Linked DNA regions of Homo sapiens: region 2 is linked to region 1. The links are chromatin loops, found by intact Hi-C in ENCODE. Cell type or tissue: endothelial cell of umbilical vein. All regions are shown on one strand. Each heading gives the region's core, and the rest is flanking DNA. Links, peaks and the distances in the headings are about the cores only. Region 1 holds the start of IFITM2 (interferon induced transmembrane protein 2). Region 2 has its middle 12 kb from the start of RNH1.

Region 1 (8,325 bases), core at 326-8,325:
ATTCTCCTGCCTCAGCCTCCCGAGCCGCTGGCACTACGGGCTCCCGCCACCACGCCCGGCTAGTTTTTGTATTTGCAGTCGAGACGGGGTTTCACCATGTTGGTCAGGATGAAAAAAGCTAACTCTGTAAAGTATTTAAAGAGGTTTGTCCTACGCCGAATATGACTGACCACGGCTCATGATACAGCCTCCAGAGTTCCAGCAAACGTGCCAAAGGTGGCTGGGCTACAGCTTGGTTTTATACATTGTAGGGAGACAGAAGTTGCAGGCAAAGACATAGATCAATACAAGTGTCAACGAAAAGAGTCCAACTCTGCGAAATATTTGAAGAGATTTATTCTGAGCCAAATATGAGTGACCATGGCCTGTGGTGCGGCCCTCAGGAGGTCCTGAGAACATATACCCAAGGGGCTCAGGGCACAGCTTGGTTTTATACATTTTAGGGAGACATGAGGTATCAATCAAATACATTTAAGAAATACATTGGTTTGGTCCAGAAAGGCGGGACAACACAAAGCTGGGGGTGGGGGGGGTGGGGGGAGGGGCAGCGGTGTTCCAGGCTATAGGTGAGTTTAAACATTTTCTTGTTGACAATTGGTTGAGCTTGTCTAAAGACTTGGGATTGGTAGAAAAGGAGTGTTCAGGTTAAGATCAAGATTGTGGCCGGGTGCGGTGGCTCATGCCTGTAATCCCAGCACTTTGGGAGGCCAAGGCGGGCAGATCACAAGGTCAGGAGTTCGAGACCAGCGTGACCAACATGGAGAAGCCCCGTCTGTACTAAAAATACAAAATTAGCCAGGCGTGGTGGCGCATGCCTGTAATCCCAGCTACTCAGGAGGCTGAGGCATGAGAATCACTTGAACCCAGGAGGCGGAGGTTGCGGTGAACCGAGATCGCGCCATTGCACTCCAGCCTGGGCAACAAGAGCAAAACTCCATCTCAAAAAAAAAAAAAAAAAAAAAAAAAAGGGCCAGGCGAGGTGGCTCACGCCTGTAGTCTCAGCACTTTGGGAGGCCGAGGCGGGTGAATCATGAGGTCAGGAGTTCGTGACCACCCTGACCAACATGGTGAAACCCCATCTCTACTAAAAATACAAAAATTAGCCAGGCGTGGTGGTGGGTGCCTGAAATTCCAGCTACTCAGGAGGCTGAGGCAGGAGAATCGCTTGAACCCGGGAGGCGGAGGTTGCAGTGAGCCAAGATCAGATCGTGCCATTGCACTCCAGCCTGGGTGACAAAGCGAGAGACTCCGTCTCAAAAAAATAAATAAATAAAAAATAAAGATTGTGGAAACCAAAGTTCTTTTGAAGTCTTATAGTGGCTGCCCTTAGAGACAATAGGTGACCAATATTTCCTATTCATATCTTAATTAATCTCTTCAGGATTGGGAGGGTCTGGAAGAAAAAGATCTGGCTATGTTAACTGAGATTCTTTACAGATGCAAATTTTCCCCCACAAAGAACAGCTATGCAGGGGCCATTTCAAAATATGGCAAAGAAACATGTTTTTGGGGTATTTTGATTTTCTTCCTTGTTTCATAATGTTATGCCAGAGTCAGGTTGGAAAGTAAGTCACGATATATAGGGTTAAATAAAACTCATCTGGTTGGCCGGGCATGGTGGCTCATGCCTGTAATCCCAGCACTTTGGGAGGCCGCGGCAGGCAGATCACCTGAGGTCAAGAGTTCGAGACCAGCCTGGCCAACGTGGTGAAACCTGTCTCTACTGAAAATACAAAAACAAAACAAACAAACGAAAACCAAAACTCATCTGATGAGAATTTACCATTTGTAGGTAAATTCCCCAGACCCCTTTGATAGGAACTTGGGCAAGATAAAAAAGTCAGAGTTTAGTCCTCACGAGTAAGGTGTACATTGCTTCTGCCAGGAAAGGCAAGACATCTCAAAGGGGTGTGGTCACAGGTCACAGTGATACCAGTGGGCTTGGGGAGGTCCCCAATTGCCAGTGGGACCTGGACCCCCACGGGTGTCCAGGCTCTTGGCACAAGAAGAAAATTCAAGGACGAGACCGAAAATAGTGAAAGTAGGGAGATTTGTTGAAAAGTGAAGGCCAGGCGCGGTGGCTCGCGCCTGTAATCCCAGCACTTTGGGAGGCTGAGGCGGGTGTATCACCTGAGGTCAGGAGTTCGAGATCAGCCTGGCCAACATGGCGAAACCCTGTCTCTACTAAAAATGCAAAAATTAGCCGGGCGCGGTGGTGCGTGCCTGTGATCCCAGCTAATCGGGAGGCTGAGGCAGGAGAATCACTTGAACCGGGTAGGCAGAAGTTGCAGTGAGATGAGATCGCGCCACTGCACTCCAGTCTGGGCGACAGAGCGAGGCTCCCTCTCAAAAAAAAAAGAAAGAAAGAAAAAAAAGAGAAGTGAAAAGTACACACTCAAGAAAGGGCCGTGTGGGCGGAGACTCGAGAGAGTCACTTGCAAGGGGTTTGGGTGGGGGTTCCATCTTTCAGGGTTTCTTTCACCAAGCGGGGGAGTATCATGAAGATTCTTGCAAGAAGGTGACGATTTCTCAGAACTGAGGTGCCTTGCATTTTTTTTTTCAAGACAACATAGAGGGTCTTTATTGGATAGCAGCTGAGAGACCATGCCTCAGTCCTCTTGAGGGACGCCTTTCCCCCCGGCGTACCACTTCTTTCCCACGTTTCCCTTCTCTGCAGGCTACAGCTTGATGCAAAAGAAAGGGATCGTCCTACAGGTCCTTATACACAACCTTTGAGGGCACAGTTTGGAGGTGGAGTGGCAGAGGACATTTGTAAAAGTGGGACAGCAAAGTTTCACTGTAGCCCACGAGGAAGTAGAACTTGCGGGCAGGCAAGTGCCTCGGGACCAGGGCACAGATCTCCAACCGGTTGGCCCAGCACTGTAAAACCAGCGGGTCAGCCAGGCAGCCCGGGAAGGCACCCCACATGAACTTGCGACGGAAAGCATCCTCCACCGTTCGCTCCGCCGCATGGTCCTCCCCACCAGGGTTCCCCGCGTGAGCGACCTCTGGCCCTCACGGCGGGCGACGAAGTGCGGCGCGTGTGCGTCCTCATAGGTCACCGGCTTGTCCCCCTGGCCTCGGCGGACTCGGGCCGCCGGTTCTTGTTACAGACCGCGGAGGTGTGCGGGGCCCGCCCCGCGCAAGGCAGCTCTCGGCCCCGGGACGGCACCCGGGGCCACCCGCCACCCGCCACCCGCCGCACGCGGAGGCCGCCATCTTGGCCGAGCGCCCGCCATGTTTACAGCAGATCTGTGTGTTCCTGGAAGTGTCGCGGTGCGGGTGGGTGTGGGCCGAGTACGTTCCTATGAGGAGGTCCTAGGGGACGCATAGGTCGCATTCAGCGCCGTGGTGGCTCTGGTCTGTCTTAGCCAGCTTGGCCCACACTGCTTTTGAAGGTCTCATCGGCCCCTCGCTTCTGCAGCAACCTCAACAGTCTCTTTTGCTAGTCATGCGAGGCTGCTGCTTAGAATGTTCTGTTCTCCCGCAGCCGCTCCATATTATTCTGTCTCATTTTGTGGATTTAAAGATTTTCTGATGGGCAGCTGGCTTAAAGAGTTCAGCTTTGGGGCCGGGCGCGGTGGCTCCCGCCTGTAATCCCAGCACTTTGGGAGGCCGAGGTGGGTGGAGCACGAGGTCAGGAGATCGAGACCATCCTGGCTAACACGGTGAAACCCCGTCTCTACTAAAAATACAAAAAATTAGCAGGACTTGGTGGCGGGCGCCTGTAGTCCCAGCTACTCGGGAGGCTGAGGCAGGAGAATGGCGTGAGCCCGGGAGGTGGAGGTTGCAGTGAGCCGAGATCGCGCCACTGCAGTCCGGCCTGGTTGACAGAGCGAGACTCCGTTTCCAAAAAAAAAAAAAAAAAAAAAAAAAAAGTTCAGCTTTGCCTAAAGAGTTGGTTAGTCGAAAGAAATTCTTGAGTTTACATAACCGGGGCTGTGGAAGCCAAGGGGCTTGTTATGCAGATGAGGCCTCCAGGTGGCAGGCTGGAGACAAGGATGATAAAAAAAATCTCTCTTTTCCACCCTTAAAAAGGGCTCTTAGTTAAATGTCTGTTCTATAGGAAAAGACCTAGAAAGGGAAGGAGATTCTCTCCAGAATGCAAATTTCCCTAATAAGAGACAGTTGTGCAAGGCCATTTCAAAATATGCCAAATAAATATATTTTGAGGCTGTGCATGGTGGCTCACACCAGCACTTTGGGAGGATGAGGCAGGTGGATCACTTGAGCCCAGGAGCTGGAGACCAGTCTGGGCAACACAGTAAGGCCCCGTCTCAAAAATAAAAATACATATATTTTGGGGGTAAATAATTTTTATTTCCTTCAGAGCCTGCTATTTGTTGTGAAAGGAAAATAAATATTAGGACCCCGAAATCACTGAACCAAAAGGAGACGTCAAGCTGGGAACTGCTTAGGGACACCTGCCTCCCGTTCTACTCCTAAAAACGGCTGCTGCCGAAACAAAAAGCTATATACCTCCCTCACAGTTTGTCCACAGGGAATTTCCTTGTGGACAAAAGACAAATGGAACTCAAACTTACCCTTTTGCTCGCTGAGATAATGCATATCTGATTGCTTCCTTTGCAAAGGCTCATCAGAAACTCAAAACAATGCGATCCTTTGTCTCTTCTCAACCTATGACCTGGAAGCCCCCTCCCCACTTCGAGTTGTCCCGTCTTTCCAGACTGCACTAATGAGCGTCGTGCATATATTGATGTCCATGTCTCCCTGAAATGTATAAAACCAGCTGTGCCCCGATCATCTTGCGCACCCTGTCAGGACCTCCTGAGGCTGTGTCACCCGCTCATCCTTAACCTTGGTCCTAAATCGACTGAGAACTTTCTCAGATATTTAGGGTTTACACTGTCATGTGACGCTGTACCACAGTCAGTTGGAATTTGGTACCTTATTGCTACGAAGAGTCTGTTTTGTCAGTACTATGAGCTCCATCTCAGTGTTAATGCTGGTCGGTTGTGCCTAAACTCCACAGGGAGGGGATATAAGTAGGCCTGTCCAACCTCCCTGTCCCTTCGAGGCTGTGAATTCAGTTTTTCAGGTTTGTTTGGGACCCCCTTGGCCAAGGGAGCTCCATTCAGTCATGGGGGCAGGGGAGGCTTAGATTTTTATTTTTGGTTTTCAGTCAGCACTCCAGTCCAGTCAGGAGGGCTTCAGACCACGAAGAGGGGAGGTGTCCCCACGGCAGAGCTAGACACAGATCCCAGGACATTCTGTGTGTGGGGGAGACATGGCCCAGAATAGAAGGCCTGTAGAGGCCTGGACATGGCTAAGCCCTTAGAGCTCACCCCAGCCAGCAGAAGGAGGAGGACTTAGGGTGTTCGACGTCGAGAAGCACTGTGAGTCGATGGTAGACACAGCCATTGTTAAAGTTAAATCTTAGGAATCTTAGAAATTATCAATAAAATTTATCTTATAGAGCCAAAGTCATCGTTACTCAAACACATCACTCTGCAGTTACACGGCTGCACGCTACCGTCATGTAAACTCTGGAATACTGACGTGGACCTGACCACCCGCTGAGGTGAAAGGCTACAGCAGGGTGAGCAGCTGCCCATCTCTGTAAATTCCACCCTCAGCGATGTCCTCTGCGGAGTCTGGCCTGGTGGGAGAATAAGCCCAGGAAAATGGGCCCATGTAGCACATCAGGAATTAAACAGGGCGCAGGTCGCGGTGCACATAGGCCTGCAGGCCACGTTCCTGCCCCTGTGACCCGCACTGTCCCCTCTGACAAGCTCAAGTGCACAGCATCAGCTCTGTTTGCTGCAATAGCCTCTGCCAAGGAAGGTCCAGGAAGAAGCCCAGAGGCCACACAAGGTGTTTCCACAGGGAGGCTGTAACCTCAGGAGCTGCTCAGAGGCAGCACCGGTTCATGGGAAAAACAGGCGGCAACTACAGGAAGCAGCTGGCACCCGTGTGAGGACCCAGGGAAGAGGCAGAGATGATCAGAACCTGGAAATCTGGAGGGTGCCCCAGGGACCAGCCAGCCAGAGCTCTGGGCAGCGTGGGTGCTGCTGGGCTGTGTGGAGCGGGTCTGGGAGCCGTCACCCAGGTGGGCCTCCAGGGGAAAGGGCCATGGCTTCTAACTCCACCGTCCAGGTCTCTGCTATTGGCATCCCACAGCCCCCTCTTCTGTCAGTGCTCCCAGAGTCCCCTTTCCTGGGCCTGGAGGGCTCCTTTGGGGCAGGCAACATTGGCCGCCAACCCTCTGACCTGCACCAGGAGACACGGGGACCTTTAACCCCCAAACCCGCATGGAGCAGGACTGCAACCCCAGCAAAGGACAAGGGATGTCAGCAGATGAGGCCTGTGACAAGTGAGATGAGGGCTTTTTTTTTTTTTTGAGACGGAGTCTGGCTCTGTTGCCCAGGCTGGAGTGCAGTGGCACAACCTTGGCTCACTGCAAGCTCCGCCTCCCCGGTTCACGCCATTCTCCTACCTCAGCCTCCCAAGTAGCTGGGACTACAGGTGCCCGCCATCACACCCGGCTAATTTTTTTTTGTATATTTAGTAGAGACGGGGTTTCACCGTGTTAGCCAGGATGGTCTCGATCTCCTGACCTCATGATCCTCCCACCTCAGCCTCCCAAAGTGCTGGGATTACAGGCGTGAGCCACGGCGCCCGGCAGAGGTGAGGGCTTTGGGGAAACGGTTGTGGGGCCTGGAGTGTGGAGGCGTCAGCGCAGGCCTGGCAGGAGCCCTGAACCGGGACAGTGAGGTCCTGCAGCTGCTGGCCTGGGGTGTGGAGACTCCCAACACAGGGGAAGTCTCCAGGACCCCACACCACTAACAAGATGAGACTTGTGCTCCTTTGGGCTCTAGAGAGGAAGCCCCTCTTAGCCCTCAGCCCCTCTTTCCTCCCTCTCCTAAAGTAATTTGATCCTCAGGAATTTGTTCTGCCCTTATCTGGCCCTGGCCAGCTCTGCATTTGACAAATGCCAGGAAGAGGAAACTGTTGAGAAAACGGAACTACTGGGGAAAGGGAGGGCTCACTGAGAACCATCCCGGTAACCCGATCACCGCTGGTCACCATGAACCACATTGTGCAAACCTTCTCTCCTGTCAACAGCGGCCAGCCTCCCAACTACGAGATGCTCAAGGAGGAGCAGGAAGTGGCTATGCTGGGGGTGCCCCACAACCCTGCTCCCCCGATGTCCACCGTGATCCACATCCGCAGCGAGACCTCCGTGCCTGACCATGTGGTCTGGTCCCTGTTCAACACCCTCTTCATGAACACCTGCTGCCTGGGCTTCATAGCATTCGCGTACTCCGTGAAGGTGCGTATGGCCCTGGCGGAAATCCAGGGGGTGCCGGTGAGCCTGGGGCTCCACCTGCCCACATGCTGCCTGGGGTGGGGACTTGTGTGTCCCTGTGACTGTGAGTTTGTGTGCACGTCTGTCCTGTGTGTGCCCACGTCAGTGGCTTTGTCTGTGTGATCTGTGTGTGTGTGTGGCTTGGGGAATCTGCCCAGTGCAGGTCTAGGAGGAGGCTCCAGGAGGCTGGCTGGCTGGCTCAGAGTCTGTCCCCGGCTATCCACTAGCCCAGAGCAGTTCTCCCTATAGCCCAGTAAGAAATTACACCTTCACCTTCCAGACTGGCACCCAGGCTCTCCCAGAAAGTGAGAAGGGAACTCACAGGTGACTTCACCCCATGGTGGGGAGAACAGCCTGTGCTGGGGCCAAGGCAGAAGGAGGATGAGCCCCGAGGCTCCTGGAGAGTCTGAGCCGGGTGAGGAAGGGGAGGAGGTGGTCCCTGATCTCAGGGCAGGGAGGAGACAGTGAGGAGCTGGAGCCATAGCACGCGGCTCTCAGCTGGGGGATCCTGGTCCCCTCACCATCTCCTCTCCCCCAGTCTAGGGACAGGAAGATGGTTGGCGACGTGACCGGGGCCCAGGCCTATGCCTCCACCGCCAAGTGCCTGAACATCTGGGCCCTGATTTTGGGCATCTTCATGACCATTCTGCTCATCATCATCCCAGTGTTGGTCGTCCAGGCCCAGCGATAGATCAGGAGGCATCATTGAGGCCAGGAGCTCTGCCCGTGACCTGTATCCCACGTACTCTATCTTCCATTCCTCGCCCTGCCCCCAGAGGCCAGGAGCTCTGCCCTTGACCTGTATTCCACTTACTCCACCTTCCATTCCTCGCCCTGTCCCCACAGCCGAGTCCTGCATCAGCCCTTTATCCTCACACGCTTTTCTACAATGGCATTCAATAAAGTGTATATGTTTCTGGTGCTGCTGTGACTTCACCTGGGGAGCGGTCCTGCTGGTTCTGAGATTAAATGTAATGCCAAACGTTCTTGCCTTA
Region 2 (8,574 bases), core at 240-8,239, 210 kb after region 1:
CTTCCTCAGACGGGATATTTGCTAATGCCTCTGCCAGCCTGGGCTTGTCTTCTCAGGGCCTTTCAAAATGCACACACCCTTCATTCTCATGATGTCCAGTGGATCAGGTTTTCCTTTATGTGTCATGCTTTTAGTGTTTAAGAATCATTTCTCTAACCCAAGTCACACTGACATCCTCCTTTTCATTCTTAACGCACATTTTACAGTTGTAGGCCTTACATTTTGGCTTATAATAAGTTCTGAGGCCAGGCACAGTGCTCACACCTGTAATCCTGGCACTTTGAGAGGCCAAGGCGGGTGGATCACCAGAGGTCAGGAGTTTGACACAAGCCTGGCCAACATGGTGAAACCCCGTCTCTACTAAAAATACAAAAAGTAGCCAGGTGTGGTGGCGGGCACCTGTAATCCCAGCTACTCCAGAGGCTGAGGCAGGAGAATCACTTGAACCTGGGAGACAGAGGTTGCAGTGAGTCAAGATTGTGCCACTGCCCTCCAACCTGGGCGAGAGAGTGAGACTCCATCTCAAAAAAATTAATAGTAAATTTTGAATGGATTTATATATGTACTGTCATGTATAGATTGAAGCTTCCATTCATATGTGTAGCCCCGTCATTCTAGTACCATTTGTTGCTAAGATTCTCCTTTCTCTGCTGAATTTGCTTACACTTATTTCAAAATCAGTTGAGCATGTATGTGAGGGTCTACTCTCGATCCTCTATTCTGTTCCACTGATCTATTTGTCTATCCTGTTACCAATGCCACACTGTCTGGATTTCTGAACCTTTATAACACATCTTGGGCCAGGTGCAAAGGTTCACGCCTGTAATCCTAGCACTTTGGGAGGCCGAGGTGGGTGGATCACTTGAGGCCAGGAGTTCAAGACCAGCCTGGCCAACATGGCGAAACCCGTCTCTACCAAAAATACAAAAACTAGCCAGGCATGGTGGTACACGCCTGTAATCCCAGCTACTCGGGAGGCTGAGGTACAAGAATCACTTGAGCCCCAGAGGCGGAGGCTGCAGTGAGCTGAGATCGTACCACTGCACTCCAGCCTGAGTGACAGAGCGAGCCTCCATCTCAAAAAAAAAAAAACCCAAATCTTGAAGCCAGGCATAGAATGCCCTCTCACTTGACCATTGTTTTCCAGAGCTGTTTTGATGATTGTAGGCCCACAGCATTGCCACACACTGAAACACAGGCCCATGAGCACACATATATGTATAATACAAATATAAGTGCACACCATGACGCAGTGAAATTTATCACAGGAATGCAAGGCTGGTTCAACATGAAATATGAGCCAATGGAATTCACCATATAAGCAGATTAAAAGACAAAAAGACGGCCGGACGTGGTGGCTCACATCTGTGATCCCAGCACTTTGGGAGGCTGAAGCAGGAGGATTCTGAGCAACATAGTGAGACCTGGTCTCTAAATAAATAAAATAAGACAAAAATACATCATCATTTCAGTAGACTTAGAAAAGGCATTTGACAGAATCCAGCAGGCTTATAAAGCTTTTTAATTATTTTTTTCTCCCTCTCCCTCTCCCTCTCCCTTCGGTCTCCCTCTGTTGCCGAGGCTGGACTGTACTGCTGTGGTCTCGGCTTGCTGCAGCCTCCCTGCCCCGGGCTCCCATGGTTCTCCTGCCTCGGCCTGCCAAGTGCCTGGGATTGCAGGCATGCACCGCCACGCCTGACTGGTTTTTGTATTTTTGGAGGAGACGGGGTTTTGCCCTGTTGACCGGGCTGGTCTCCGGCTCCTGACCTCCAATGGTCTGCCCGCCTCGGCCTCCCGGGGTGCTGGGATTGCAGACGGAGTCTTGCTCACTCAATGCTCAGTGTTGCCAAGGCTGGAGCGCAGTGGCGTGATCTCAGCTCGCCACAACCTCTACCTTCCAGCTGCCTGCCTTGGCCTCCCAAAGTGCTAAGATTACAGCCTCTGCCCGGCCGCCACCCCGTCTGGGAGGTGAGGAGCATCTCTGCCCGGCCGCCCATCGTCTGGGAGGTGAGGAGCGCCTCTGCCCGGCCGCCCGGTCTGGGAAGTGGGCGCCTCTGCCCAGCTGCCCCGTCTGGGAGGTGGGGGGCGCCTCTGCCTGGCTGCCCCGTCTGGGAGTTGAGGGGTGCCTCTGCCCGACCGCCCCACCTGGGAAGTGAGGGGCACCTCTGCCCAGCCACCGCCTTATCTGGAAGGTGGGGAGCGCCTCTGCCCGACTGCCCCGTCTGGGAAGTGGGCGCCTCTGCCCGGCCGTCCCATCTGGGGGGTGAGGAGCACCTCTGCCCGGCCACCCCGTCTGGGAGGTGAGGAGTGCCTCTGCCAGGCCGCCCCGTCTGGGAAGTGTACCCAACAGCTCCAAAGAGACAGCGACCATCGAGAACGGGCCATGATGACAGTGGCAGTTTTGTCAAAAAGAAAAGGGGGAAATGTGGGGAAAAGAAAGAGAGGTCAGATTGTTACTGTGTCTGTGTAGAAAGAAGTAGACATAGGAGACTCCGTTTTGTTCTGTACTAAGAAAAATTCTTCTGTCTTGGGATGCTGTTAATCTATAACCTTACCCCCAACCCCGTGCTCTCTGAAACGTGCTGTGTCAACTCAGGGTTAAATGGATTAAGGGCGGTGCCAGATGTGCTTTGTTAAACAGATGCTTGGAGGCAGCATGCTCGTTAAGAGTCATCACCATTCCCTAATCTCAACTACCCAGGGACACAAACACTGCGGAAGGCCGCAGGGACCTCTGCCTAGGAAAACCAGAGACCTTTGTTCACGTGTTTATCTGCTGACCTTCTCTCCACTATTATCCTATGACCCTGCCACATCCCCCTCTCTGAGAAACACCCAAGAATGATCAATAAATAAAAAATAATAATAATAAAATTTTTTTTTTTTTGAGATGGAGTCTCGCTCTGTCGCCTAGGCTGGAGTGCAGTGGCCCATCTCAGCTCACTGCAAGCTCCGCCTCCCGGGTTCACGCCATTCTCCTGCCTCAGCCTTAGGAGTAGCTGGGACTACAGGTGCCCGCCACCACGCCCAGCTAATTTTTTGTATTTCTGGTAGAGACGGGGTTTCATGGTGTTAGCCAGGATGGTCTCGATCTCCTGACCTCGTGATCCACCCGCCTCGGCCTCGCAAAGTGCTTGGGATTACAGGCGTGAGCCACCGCGCCAGGTCAGCTTTTTAAATTTTTTTTGTATTGTTGGTAGAGATGGGGTTTCATTTGGCCAGGCTGGTCTCCAACTCCTGACTTCGTGATCCGGCCGCCTCCGCCTCCCAAAGTGCTGGGATTACAGACGTGAGTCACCCTGCCCGGCCGCCTGTTCACTTTATTACTTGGAGACCGTATTCCATTCCCATAACCCAGGGGAGGAGGCACGCACGAGCCGACACCAGCAGGTGGGGCAGGAAACGCAGCCAGCGCGGAACCGGACGCCCAGGAGCCGGCCCCGGGCTGCCCACGACGGGGCCGCCGGAGAGGACTCGCGGCGCCCCCTCCTGGATGTGGCCGGCGGCGCGCGAGGAAGGAGCCGCCCCGAACGCGCGAGCGAGGCCGGGACTCGGGCGCCCTCTGCCGGCCGCTCTGAGGGACCGGGGCGGGGGGGCGTGTCTCCCGGTCACGTGACCTGGAAACCCCGCCCCCAAACCGAGGGGAACTTGCGGCCCCAAGACGCGGCGCGCTTACGAGGGCGCGCGAGGCGCCGCACGGGGGAGGCTTCTCCGAAAGCCGCGAGGGCAGCTCCCGTGTGTCCGCTGTGCAAACCGGTCCTTCCGCCAAAAACCTGCTGTCTGGCTTTTCTCAGGTAAGAACTACCCAAAAGCTAGACGACATTTTCAGAACATACAAGTACAAATAAGAAGAGGGAAAATCACCCGCAGTTCACCCCTGAGCCGCGCGCATTCCTTAGATCTCCGTGTTTCTTCCTAAAGGAACGTGGCCTGATACACAGGTGAGCTTTATTAGAACGCGGGCTGATACACAGGTGAGCTTTATTAGAACGCGGGCTGATACACAGGTGAGCTTTATTAGAACGCGGGCTGATACACAGGTGAGCTTTATTAGAACGCGGGCTGATACACAGGTGAGCTTTATTAGAACGCGGGCTGATACACAGGTGAGCTTTATTAGAACGCGGCCTGATACACAGGTGAGCTTTATTAGAACGCGGCCTGATACACAGGTGAGCTTTATTAGAACGCGGCCTGATACACAGGTGAGCTTTATTAGAACGCGGCCTGATACACAGGTGAGCTTTATTAGAACGCGGCCTGATACACAGGTGAGCTTTATTAGAACGCGGCCTGATACACAGGTGAGCTTTATTAGAACGCGGCCTGATACACAGGTGAGCTTTATTAGAACGCGGCCTGATACACAGGTGAGCTTTATTAGAACGCGGCCTGATACACAGGTGAGCTTTATTAGAACGCGGCCTGATACACAGGTGAGCTTTATTAGAACGCGGCCTGATACACAGGTGAGCTTTATTAGAACGCGGCCTGATACACAGGTGAGCTTTATTAGAACGCGGCCTGATACACAGGTGAGCTTTATTAGAACGCGGCCTGATACACAGGTGAGCTTTATTAGAACGCGGCCTGATACACAGGTGAGCTTTATTAGAACGCGGCCTGATACACAGGTGAGCTTTATTAGAACGCGGCCTGATACACAGGTGAGCTTTATTAGAACGCGGCCTGATACACAGGTGAGCTTTATTAGAACGCGGCCTGATACACAGGTGAGCTTTATTAGAACGCGGCCTGATACACAGGTGAGCTTTATTAGAACGCGGCCTGATACACAGGTGAGCTTTATTAGAACGCGGCCTGATACACAGGTGAGCTTTATTAGAACGCGGCCTGATACACAGGTGAGCTTTATTAGAACGCGGCCTGATACACAGGTGAGCTTTATTAGAACGCGGCCTGATACACAGGTGAGCTTTATTAGAACGCGGCCTGATACACAGGTGAGCTTTATTAGAACGCGGCCTGATACACAGGTGAGCTTTATTACTGATTTTTTTTTTTTATGGGGAATCTCGCTCTGTCGCCCAGGCTGGAGTGCAATGGTGCGATCTCGGCTCTCTGCAACCTCCGCCTCCCGGGTTCCAGTGATTCTCCTGCCTCAGCCTCCCGAGTAGCTGGGATTACGTGCGCCACCACGTCCGGCTCATTTTTTTGTATTTTCAGTAGGGACGGGGTTTCATCATGTTGGCCAGGCTGGTCTCAAACTCCTGGCCTCAAATGATCCGCCCACCTCAGCCTCCCAAAGTCCTGGCGTTACAGGCATGAGCCACCGCGCCCGGCCTAGTATTGAATATTTCAAACATACAAACAGGTTTTTTAAAAATAATGAGCCCCATGCCTGACCTCTCCCCTTAAACACATGCTCAGAGCCCCCCGAGTCGCCCTCTCCCCTCCATCCAGGGTCTCCTGGAGGCCTCTGCCGCCTGAGTTCTGTCTCCGTCCTTTCTGTTCCCTGAGGCCGTGCTCACCCCTACGCCTTCCCAGATGGCGAGGGCCTTTCCTGCGCCTCTGAACAATTTGGAAACGCTGCACAATGCGCACCCACCCGCCAGCTGCTGGTTCCATTCAACAGAATTGGGGTGGGAATTGTCCATATTGAGACCGCGTCGGTTATTCATCTCAGCTGCTGTTGACTACTCCGCTGCCTGAACACCGGCATTTACTCACCGATGCTCTCGTCTTGTCTGACTTTATGCAAACACTGCCACCGCCAGCGTACTCCGGACCTCTGTGTGCCCAGACACGGGGCAGACGCCCTGCCAGGCCCAATCGCCCCCCAGCGGTGGCTCTCAGAATTTACGCTCCCGCCCCAGGGCACAGGCTCCCTCCCCGCTCCAGACCTTCACTAGCCACTGGTTCGACTGCCTCAGGCCTCCCTGTCCCCACCCTAGTCATGAGAATATGAAATGGTAACTCACCATGGGTCTAGCTGGCATTTCACCAAGTACTAGTCAGGCATACTTCCGCTTGGTTCTGCCTGTTCCTACCCTTTGCTTTGTGCGTTTTGAGACAGGCATCTGGAGTGCAGTGCCATGATCACAGGTCACTGCAGTCTGAACCACCTGGGCTCAAGCAACCCTCCTGCCTCAGCCTCCCGAGAAGCTGCGACTACAAGCACACACCACTGTGCCCAGCTAATTTTTGTATTTTTGGCAGGGACGGGATTTTGCCATGTTTTCCAGGCTGGCCTTGAACTCCTAGCTCAAGCAACTGGCCCACCTCAACCTCTCAAAGTGCTAGGATTATAGGTGTGAGCCCCTGCACCCAGCCAAGAGATATTTTCAAAAACAATTACAGCCCGGTGAGGTGGCTCACGCCTGTAATCCCAGCACTTTGGGAGACCGAGGCGGGCAGATCACGAGGTCAGGAGATCGAGACCATCCTGGCTAACACGATGAAACCCCGTCTCTACTAAAAAATACAAAAAATTAGCTGGACGTGGTGGCGAGCGCCTGTAGTCCCAGCTACTCGGAAGGCTGAGGCAGGAGAATGGCGTGAACCTGGGAGGCAGAGGTTGCAGTGAGCCGAGATCACGCCACTGCACTCCAGCCTGGATGACAGAGCAAGACTCCGTCTCAAAAAAAAAACGATTAAAATCAGCTGCCCAAAACAGCTCTCATAACCCAAATGAAGGCAGAAAAGGGAAGATAAGATACAGGAAACAAATAGCATGAATGGAAAAATAAAAAAATCTAAATCCAAATATATCAATAATTACATTAAATGCAAATGGTCCAAGCATATTAATCAATTCTTTTTTTGAAAGAGTGTCTTGCTCTGTCATGCAGGCTGGAGTGCAGTGGTACGATCACGGCTCACTGCAGTCTCAACCGCCTGGGTTCAAGTGATTCTCACTTTATCCTCCAGAGTAGCTGAGACTACAGGCACGCACCACAATGGCTGGCTGATTTCTGGTTTTTTTGTTTTGTTTTGTTTTGTTTTGTTTGAGACAGAGTCTCACTCTGTCGCCCAGGCTGGAGTGCAGTGGCGCGATCTCAGCTCACTGCAAGCTCTGCCTCCCGGGTTCAGGCCATTCTCCTGCCTCAGCCTCCCAAGTAGTTGGGACTACAGGCGGCCGCCACCACGCCTGGCTAATTTTTTGTATTTTTTAGTTGAGACGGGGTTTCACTGTGTTAGCCAGGATACTCTCGATCTCCTGACCTCGTGATTCGCCCACCTCGGCCTCCCAAAGTGCTGGGATTACAGGCGTGAGCCACCGCACCTGGCCATTTCTGTACTTTTTGTAGAGATGGAGTTTCACCATGTTGCCCAGGCTGGTCTCAACTCCTGAGCTCAAGCAATCCGCCCACCTTGGCCTCCCAAAGTGCTGGGATTACAGGAGTGGGCCACCTCACCTGCCCTTTTTTTGTTTTGTTCTGGTAAATAAATTCTGACATTCTCTGTATACATTTTCTTTTCTTTTGAGACAGAGTTTCACTCGTTCCAAAGCGCAAAGGTTGGAGTGCAGTGGCGCAATCTCGGCTCACTGCAACCGTCACTTCTTGGGTTCAAGCGATTCTCCTGCATCAGCCTCCCAAGTAGCTGGAATTACAGGCATGTGCTTCCACGCCCGGCTAATTTTTGTATTTTTAGTAGAGACGAGGTTTCACCATGTTGGCCAAGCTGGTCTCTGTATATATTTTCTATGTACAGAGATAATCTATTACTGTTGTAAAACAACAATATATAGTTTTTTGTTTTGTTTTGTTGAGACTGAGCCTCGCTATATCACCCAGGCTGGAGTGCAATGGCGCCATCTCTGCTCACTGCAGCCTCCACCTCCCAGGTTCAAGCGATTCTCCCTCCCCAGCCTCCTGAGTGGCTGGGATTACAGGCACGCACCACCATGCCTGGCTAATTTTTGTATTTTTAGTAGAGGCAGAGTTTCACCACGTTGGTCATGCTGGTCTCGAACTCCCGAACTCAGGTGATTCGCTCGCTTTGGTCTCAAAGGCGGGATTACAGCATGAGCCACCTCGCCCAGCAATATATAGTTTTAAAAAGCAATCTGGGGGCCGGGCGTGGTGGCTCATGCCTGTAATCCCAGCACTTTGGGAGGCTGAGGCAGGCAGATCATGAAGTCAGGAGTTTGAGACCAGCCTGACCAACATGGTGAAACCCCATGTCTACTACAAATACAAAAATTAGCCACGTGTGGTGGTGGGCACCCATAATCCCAGCTACTCAGGAGGCTGATGCAGGAGAATCGCTTGAACCCTGGAGGTGGAGGTTGCAATGACCCAAGATTGCGCCACTGCACTCCAGCCTGGGCAACAGAGACTCCATCTAAAAAAAAAAAAGCCGGGGTTGGGGGGCCGGGCGCGGTGGCTCACGCCTATAATTCCAGCACTTTGGGAGGCCCAGGCAGGTGGATCATGAGATCAGGAGTTCAAGACCAGCCTGGCCAATATGGTGAAATCCTGTCCGTAAAAATACAAAAATTAGCCGGGTGTGGTGGCGCACGCCTGTAGTCCCAGCTACTCAGGAGGCTAAGGCAGAAGAAACACTTGAACCTGGGAGGCAGAGGTTGCAGTGAGCCGAGATTGTGCC

What was found. Peaks named below come from ENCODE experiments on the same cell type or tissue, not always from the same donor. Only the 100,000 strongest peaks of a DNase experiment are listed, where the experiment ranks them.
Region 2: it touches region 1 in a loop (5-fold over the local background); 14 of 110 quality-filtered maps call a loop at or near these places.

The regions. Positions count from the first base shown.
Region 1 is chr11:301,145-309,469 of GRCh38, forward strand. IFITM2 (interferon induced transmembrane protein 2) reads left to right here and starts at 6,672. Exons shown (of 2, transcript NM_006435.3): 1 at 6,672-7,294; 2 at 7,869-8,251. The coding sequence starts at 7,049. The coding sequence ends at 8,021. It also overlaps the pseudogene MRPS24P1. RefSeq lists enhancers at 4,679-5,190, 6,913-7,332, 7,713-7,832, 7,853-8,052. In endothelial cell of umbilical vein, for the core only: a CTCF peak has its summit at 3,989 (motif pointing right); DNase peaks (open chromatin) are centred at 3,987 and 6,997; H3K4me3 peaks cover 1,626 bases; H3K27ac peaks cover 660 bases.
Region 2 is chr11:515,314-523,887 of GRCh38, forward strand. It overlaps a transcript of LRRC56 not described here. Among named protein-coding and RNA genes, the nearest start is that of RNH1, 12 kb to the left of the region's middle. In endothelial cell of umbilical vein, for the core only: CTCF peaks have their summits at 3,519 (motif pointing left) and 5,783; a DNase peak (open chromatin) is centred at 3,418; H3K27ac peaks cover 504 bases.